Regions from separate parts of the Homo sapiens genome. Here region 2 is linked to region 1. A link is a contact called in ENCODE Hi-C or POLR2A ChIA-PET data. All regions are on one chromosome and are shown on one strand. Each heading gives the region's core, a stretch centred on a gene start or an enhancer-like site at or near the end of the contact. The rest is flanking DNA. Distances are from core to core; before and after follow the strand shown. Region 1 overlaps KMT2E (lysine methyltransferase 2E (inactive)). Region 2 overlaps SRPK2 (SRSF protein kinase 2).

Evidence for each region. Hi-C counts contacts between places; a loop is a spot of excess contacts on that map. ChIA-PET counts read pairs that join two places held with the same protein, here RNA polymerase II (POLR2A). Pooled maps may share reads with other maps.
Region 2: a loop to region 1 is called in a map with no recorded cell type, with 3 times the contacts of the local background. The contact joins two enhancer-like sites. A Hi-C loop is called at or near these places in 1 of 37 single-sample maps with no recorded cell type and 7 of 50 pooled maps. POLR2A ChIA-PET finds 5 or more read pairs at or near these places in 2 of 52 experiments (GM12878 and Panc1).

The regions. Positions count from the first base shown.
Region 1 is chr7:105,096,790-105,101,073 of GRCh38, forward strand. The region is part of intron 15 of KMT2E (lysine methyltransferase 2E (inactive)); the gene reads left to right. Among named protein-coding and RNA genes, the nearest start is that of KMT2E, 85 kb to the left of the region's middle. Within about 2 kb of position 2,507, at least 2 of the 41 ENCODE cell types and tissues checked have a DNase peak (open chromatin) inside an H3K27ac peak, as active enhancers do.
Region 2 is chr7:105,302,498-105,306,781 of GRCh38, forward strand. All of the region lies in intron 2 of SRPK2 (SRSF protein kinase 2), which reads right to left. Among named protein-coding and RNA genes, the nearest start is that of SRPK2, 84 kb to the right of the region's middle. Within about 2 kb of position 2,159, at least 6 of the 41 ENCODE cell types and tissues checked have a DNase peak (open chromatin) inside an H3K27ac peak, as active enhancers do.

The DNA of each region.
Region 1 (4,284 bases), core at 1,257-3,756:
GATGATCTGGAGGCCTTGCCCTGAATTGTGCAGGATTCCCCACAATTTTCTCGGCTTTCATCCTTCACATCAAGTATTCCACGCAAGTATAATTTGAGATGCTTTGTGAAAAAGAGCCGTGACCAGTTTACTGTGATGAGCACTATACTATATTCTTCCTTTTCAGATTACCAGTGTACATGTGTTTAAAAACTTGACACAATTGTCAGATTTTCCTAAACTTGTATACCCTTGCAGTTTCTTGTGGATAACACCTTTGACCCCCACAGAGTGTTATTCAGTGGAACAGACTCTGTGGGAAAACACTGCAGAATCCATGCTGTTACTAAATGTCTCTAGGAAAACTTGACTGACTTCATTTAGAAAATCACTTTAGAATATGCAATGCTTTAATAATAAAATAGGATAAGTTTGTTGCCAGAAAAGTCATCTGGTGACAGGATTTGAGATGTTATCCAACTCCCTGTTCTGTCCTCCGTTGATGCTGATTTTTTTTGTAAGGTCCTGTTTTCTCTAATTGTAGAGACTGGGAATTTTATTTCTAAAGATAAGTAATTAATGACATTGTGGTGTTAGTGAAAGGGAACCTGTTTATTATTTTTTTCATTTTTTTTGAGACGGAGTCACACTCCGTTGCCAGGCCTGGAGTGCAGTGGCACAATCTTGGCTCACCGCAACCTCTGCCTCCCGGGTTCAAGTGATTCTCCTGCCTCAGCCTCCCAAGTAGCTGGGATTACAGGTGCCCACCACCACGCCTGGCTAATTTTTTGTATCTTTAGTAGAGATGGGGTTTCACCATGTTGGCCAGGCTGGTCTTGAACTCCTGACCTTGTGATGATCCACCCACCTCTGCCTCCCAAAGTGCTGGGATTACACGCGTGAGCCACTGTGCCCAGCCACCTATTTTTATTAGGTACTCAGTTCAAACAAAATGAGGTTAATCAGCTTTAACTGCCTTCTAATAAATTCAAGATTTCCAAAATTGTTGAAATGCTTCCAGTTAGTTACATGTCTTTAAGTAACGTGATACGTGCTTGACATAATGTACACATGGTTCTTACTCATTTAAAAACAATGTGAGTGCTTGCCATTTGAGATATCGGATGAGCAAAGAAGGAAAGGTCACTGCTCTGGAAAAGCTTTCGTAGAGAATGGGGTAGAGGAAATAACAAACGAGTATCAAAATAATAAAGAGTGCCATGAGTATAAATTCCATCATCACATGATAGAGGAAATGGAGACACCACACAAGCCATACGTGTTATTTTGGAATGATTTTTATTAGTAACAAATAATCTTACCCATCTTTTTAGATTTATAAGTTTATCTTTGTTATATAAAAGGGTAACAAGTTTTTTTGAGCAAGGAATCATTTAATTTCTCTATTTCAAGACCAAAGAAGAATAGGGTGATTTTGTAGGTGGGCTCTGGCTTTCCTTTTCCTATTTTTTTTTTTTTTTTTAGATAAAGACAGGGCCTCGCTCTGTTGCCCAAACTGGAGTGCAGTGGTATGACCAATAGCTTACTGCAGCCTCCAACTCCTGGACTCAAGCAATCCTCCTGCCTCAGTGTCTGGAGTAGCCAGAACTACAGGTGCATGCTACCATGTTCCACTAATTTTTTTGTTTGTTTCCTGAGACAGAGTCTTGCTTTGTCACCTGGCTGGAGTGCAGTGGCGCAATCTCAGCTTACTGCAACCTCCACCTCCCTGGTTTAAGTGATTCTCCTGCCTCAACCTCCTGAGTAGCTGGGACTACAGGCGCGTGCCACACCTGGCTAATTTTTGTTTTTTTAGTAAAGACAGGGTTTCACCATGTTGGCCAGGATGGTCTTGATCTCTTGACCTCATGATCCACCCTCCTCGGCCTCCCAAAGTGCTGGGATTACAGGCATAATAAACCACTGCGCCCAGCCTAAATTTTTTTGTGGAGATGGGAGTCTTGCTTTGTGATGGGGATATTATTAAGCAGACTGCTTATAGGAAATTACAATGCTTGGTATTTACTCTTGGAAAACCATAAACTAAGACATATGTCATAAAAACAATGTATAGATTTCATGGGAAATCTATCGAGTTTAGATTATATAGCACAGGTGTTAGGGGCTATGGAAAGTCTGCAGGGGTTAATTAGGAATCCTAATTTCTCTATCTCCAGAGTCAGCTCTAACTACCTCAAAGAATAAAACTTATTTTTCAGTTAGAGCTATAAAATGGGAGGCAAATTTTGTCTTTAAATAGGTACCATATACATGGCTGTGTCAAAGAATGTACTGTATGTAATGGTGACTAGAAAAGCTGAATGATGTATGACCTTTAAGAAATTAAAAATAAATGTAGAAAATCAGGCACGTTTATGTTCCAAAATATTTGTGTATTTTAAGATAAAGCTAGGTCTAAAGCTGTTAGGAAATGTTTAGTGCTTAAGCTTTATTCTTACCCAGCTGTAGTAATGTAGGAAGAGTTTTGCTTTATGTAGCGGCAGTAATTGGAAAGAAGAGTAATACAGAAACCAGGAAACCTGCATAACCTGCATAGTAATTATGGCTCTGCTTTTGAATGAGTCACTTAATACACATGGGCTTTGGTTTCTTCAGCAGTATTGGACCACATTATTTTTTAAGATCCTGATCAACTCTAGAAGATTATGAACCATCTCTAAATACAGGATTTTGCTCTGACTATAAATTAGCTGTAGTGTTTACAGGGGAGTTTGATTTTTTAATTGAATGTTTATATCATATAGTTTTATCTCTGACCAAAACAAGAAAATATTTCTTGTATCCCAAACAAGAAAATATTGGACTATGTCAGACTCTGTTGGCATAAATTCATATTTACCTTACAACACCCAGGATAATCATACTACAAAAAATATCTTCCTTGGGTGCCCACCTGTGGGTAGTTTTTTATTTTACACATACAATGATTTTTGCCAAGACAAGTTTGTTTCTTCTGGAAAAATGTACTTTCCCCAAATTTTTTATTTTAAATTTTTTGAAAAGAAATAACCATAGTAATTAATCCCTCCTCTCCAACCAGGTTCATCAGGTAAAGCGCAGTTTGGGAAAATGATCTTTTTAGTTACTCCAAATTTCTCCTCTTCTACATTCAGGGTTTTAGAGAAGCCCTGATAAAAACAGTTTTACAGAGAACCACAAGACAAAAAGGGGTAAAGGTAATTTAAAAGCCCAAAAATAAGGAATTTTGTAAGGAAAGAACTCAGCTGTAAAACTTTCAGTGCCAGTGAACAAGTAGAACCATCTTTTGCATGTGCTATTGTAGTGTTTGCCCGTCCCAGACTAGGAGAAGTGAGATACAGATACGTAATCCATGAACAAAGAACCTTACCTCTTTGGACCTCAGTTTCCTCAGAGTCATGTTTGCAATATGGAAATTTGCTGTAACAAATTAGAAACTTAGAAGTATTATTAGAGTACTTTTGTTGACATAGTATTTTGTTCCCTTGCTGAGTGTAACAACAACAACAAAAATACAGGAACAGGTAAACAGTAGTTTCCAAAGTGTAGGTATCTTGAGGCTTGAATCTCTGCTGGTAATTACTGGAACTAAAGCTCCAATATTGAGAAGACTGTGGCATCCAGACCTTGAGTTTCTGATCTTTCTTCCTCACATCGATGTGTAATAAAGGAGGAAAGACAAATGGATCTGAGCCTCAGGACCTGTGGTTCTTTTCATTTTAAGAACTGGACAGTTGATGGATGTGGTTCCTGGTTCTGGTTTAGAGCTGAAGCATCTGTCAAGGCTCTGGGTCTTACTCTTAATGTTCTCTTTGGATAGAGAACTGATGCTCAAAGGAACACTTGGCTGTTTCTCAGTCCCTGTCTTGAATTGTCAGTGAAGACAGGAAGAGCAGAAGGTAGAGGAATACTTTATAAGAATTACAATGGAGGGCAAGAGGACTAAAGTAGAAATAATAATTAACATACAGAACGCCCACCATTTTCCAACTACTGTTTGAAAACCTCGTATTTTCTGTTGGAACCAAATAACAACTCAGAGAAGTTCATCATAAATGAACTTCTTGCCAGACTTGAAAAGAGAGAAGAGAACAAGCTTTGGAAAGGATTTTATTACCCACATCTTACTGTCTCAGAAAGGTTAACTTGCCTGGAGTCACAGAGATACTTACCAAATGAGAATCATAATTTTTAAATGCAAGACTTTACCTCACAACATCCTGCTGCAGTATGCCAATAATATACTCACTCAAGTGCATATGAATTTTACCTTTTCAACATATCATTACCTTAGGGATTTTGGAT
Region 2 (4,284 bases), core at 909-3,408, 210 kb after region 1:
ATAGGCTTCTTATCTTAAATAAAGTCTTCATCTCTTCTTTTGCTTAATTACTGAACCGTAAATTGCTTCAGAGAAATTTAAATGCTGGTATTTGAACTTTATACATGATACTTTTTCTAGTTTCTTTTAATTTTTGAAAGGTGAACTGCTTCCCTTTAATAAATTAATATCTATTTATATTTTTCTCTTGATTTGGGTCAAGATGTGTGATCATGAGTGCTTTGAGTGATAGGTGGAACAGGAGAATATAAAAACAAATCTGCTAAATACACTAGAAAGCATTTTAGTAAGAAATGCTGGCCCTTCCTTAAAACATTTCTCTTGCATATACCAGGATGGGAGTAAAAGATGCCTTAACATTTAATTTCTGTATTGTTGAAGACACTGATTTTAATGAAATCCTACTTTTCTGAAGAAAAAAAAAAAATTAGCCAGGCATGGTGGCGGGCGCCTGTAGTCCCAGCTACTTGGGAGGCTGAGGCAGGAGAATGGCATGAACCCAGGAGGCGGAGCTTGCAGCAAGCCTAGTTTGCGCCGCTGCACTCCAGCCTGGGCGACAGAACAAGACTCCGTCTCAAAAAAAAAGGTGGGGGGGAGAAAATGTGGCACATATACACCATGGAATACTATGCAGCCATAAAAAAGGATGAGTTCATGTCCCTTGTAGGGACATGGATGAAGCTGGAAACCACCATTCTGAGCAAACTATTGCAAGGACAGAAAACCAAACACCGCATGTTCTCACTCATAGGTGGGAATTGAACAATGAGAACACTTGGACACAGGGCGGGGAACATCACACACCAGGGCCTGTCGTGGGGTGGGAGCTGGGGGAGGGACAGCATTAGGAGAAACACCTAATGTAAATGATGAGTTAATGGGTGCAGCAAACCAACATGGCACATACATACATATGTAACAAACCTGCACGTTGTGCACATGTACCCTAGAACTTAAAGTATAATTAAAAAAAAAATGACCTGAGTAAAAAGTAATTAACATTTAATTAGGGGTGGCATTAAATCCACAAGATTTATGGAAATAAAAGGGAAGAGCTCTTAATTTTCATATTCTTATATGAAAATTAATTCATATTACTAAAAGAAAATTAAGGAGGTTATGGCTGATGTCCATCCTGGCAGCATTATACACTGAAAAAAAACCCAGAAAACTGGGATTTGAATCTTGACTCTTTAGTATCTCTGATCCCTTAAATCAAGTCTCATCTTTCGTAAACCTGTTTCTTCATCTATAAAATGATGTCAAAGTAATAACTCAATTCGTACAGTTTAATGGTTACATAGTAAAAAAACAAAACACACGAATATGTGGCAGAGGGTCAAACTATGTGAAAAGCTAGTGAAAACGTTTGGAAGAAATTTTCACCAAGTGATAAAGAGCAGTTACAACCTGTTCACTGTTTTGGATCTTTTGTTAACAGCTGAAAAAAACAGAAATATTTTGAGAAAATCGGTAGAGTTGACTTCAAAAGTTTTCATTACGACCTGAAAACATGAAATTTGCAATGGTATACTTTGCTGTACTACAAACCCAAGAAAACATCCATCTCAAAATCACAAGTGAGGACAATGTTAACTTGTTTATTTGATCTCAATGGCACTGCTAATGTAGCACAAGACCAAGAGTCAATTGGACCCATTGTTCAAGACTGCTGAATGTTAACAAGGAGTTAACTGTGGCTTAGAAACTAGTTTCATCATCCTATTTTGGCTCACAGTCCATGAGTCAAAAACAATAAACCAAAAGCTCTAACAACCCAGATTGCCTATCCAGGTTATTCACCAAACTCGGCACTTAATGACTTTTAGCTGGTTCCAAAAATTGATTCTAACATCAAAGGATAAAGATTTATGACCAATGAACATATTCAAATCCTAAAGAAGACCTTGGGGTACAATGGCAGCATTGTTGGGGTAAGTACACTACACACCATTTGGAAGCCAGATTCATTTCAATTTGAAACTAGTAACTGTATTTATAAATAAGTCTCAGACCATAAACCACAGAAAGTGCACAGCAGTGCCACCTTAAATCCTTTTTGGAACAAGGCAGGCTATGCATGTATGCATACTAAAGTAAACAGAGTTGTCTTGCCCAAAGACTTGCCCTGATTTTGTCTTAACTGTTCATTTCCCATTAGACAGTATCCCGAGCCTTACTTAGATGACTCAAAGAAAAACTGATAAACTGAAAAACAAAATATTTGGTCCACCTTTCCGTTTTAGTATCATGACTACAGGAATCTTGAAACAGATGATATATAGACAATCCACTGTGAAAACCGCAGGGCTGCCCTGGCCCCGGGCTACAATCACTGATTGATACATGCTGCCTACAGATGCCCTCAGACTAGGGACACCCTCTTCACTAAAAGAAAGACTAAAAGCCTTCTTAGCCTAAATAGAAGTCAAAAAGCATACAGCTTTAAAACCAAACTATTACACAGCTAAATATCCTGACCTAACAAAGATAAAAACTATCCTCTAGTCTAAACTTTAGAAGCATCTAGAACCACAGCAATAAATATTATTCAAAATACTTTAGGTCAAGTTCATATTTTCATAGGTTTCCATGTTTTCTGGGATTTCTAAAATCTTGGAGACAACAGAGGATGATTATTTAACAAAAATCCTGTTGCCAGCCAGGCGCTGTGGCTCATGCCTGTAATCCCAGCACTTTGGGAGACTGAGGCAGGCAGATCACCTGAAGTCAAGAGTTCAAGGCCAGCCTGACCCACATAGTGAAACCCTATCTCCACTAAAAACACAAAATTAGCCGGGTATTTTTACAGGTGGTGGGCACCTGTAATCCCAGCTACTGGGGAGGCTGAGGCAGGAGAATCTCTTGAACCCAAGAGGCAGAGGTTGCAGTGAGCCGAGACTGTGCCACACAGTCTCGCACAATAGAGCGAGACTCTGTCACAAAAAAAATTTTCTGCTGCCTACTAGTTTATTATAACAGTATACAAAAGACCAAGGAAATTGTAGAGAAATAACTTTATTTAAATGCATCTGACAGATAAATCTATGTTCGCTTCTTCATTCCTGTGTTACTTTAATTCTTCTGTGTAATTTTGGGGAGAGTCAGTGTTGAATTACCCAACAGGAAAAAAATGAAGCACACTGTTGGAGAGGAAAACACTCTTTCCCTACCCTCTTAGATTCAGTGGCTGGGGTCCCTGAATTTAACAGATAAAAGATTAACAGGAGGGGGAAAAAAAGCAGTTTACCTATGCATGCAATGTGCATACACAAAGGAGAACTCAGTGTTAACTCAAAAGGGTGATTAAAATTTGGGTTTACACACCATCTTAACAAAGGGTGATAAAGTACGGGGAAAAGGCTAGACTGAGGAAAACAAGTTCTGGACTTTGAGGGAGGTACAAATCATGGGAAGATAACTAGAAATGTATAATAAATAGGGGTTCTTTAGTACGGAACACTTTCAGAAATGTAAATGGATAGCCTGCTTTTAGACAGAAAGGTGGAGGGCAGGAAACTAAATGCCTTCAGCTTAAAACAACACCTACACTAAAAGTGGGATATTTTGGGGTGGCATGCTCTGGTCCCCTTCTACATGCTTAGAAAACCAACAAAAATGAGGTACCAAAAGAAGTAAGAGGATTTTTTTTTAAGGCATCTGATGTAGTTTTTGAAGCCATGAGTAACAATGAGAATTTTTGCTGGTATTCTATTAGTTTGCATTTCAGTATTGTCATTTTCCATTTTGCTAGGAAGAGAAAAGACACACCATAATCTTTTCAGTGCACTGGGCTTCTAAGAAACTTAATCAGAACCTGACGGATCATCTCTGAATACCATAGTTTCAGAATATTAACAAAAGTCATAATAACTGTGAATTATTTTTGCAAAGTACGTATCACTAGAACCAAGATGTTTAAGTAGAAATTTTGAAACCTAAGAGACCACATCACTGTCATCTTCTTGGTCAATACTTGAACCAGGCAAAAAAAAAACCAACACTTCCTTTGAAATCTCATGAAGGAAAGCAGTGAGGAGTCTTCTACCCTTGAAGCAGCAGGATGTACTCCACCTGAACAAAGAAAAAACAGTCATGAAGAAAAAACATGTTGGCTAACTGCTATCCTCTCGTTGGCAAGATGCCACCTTCAGTTGGAAAAGCATTTAACCGAAACACTCATTTACAAATATCTTTATCTGCAATCCATTTTAATGCTGTATACATCTCTAACTTAAGTGGAGAATAACTTTTAAAAAGAAAATGTCATAAATTTCTCAGAAT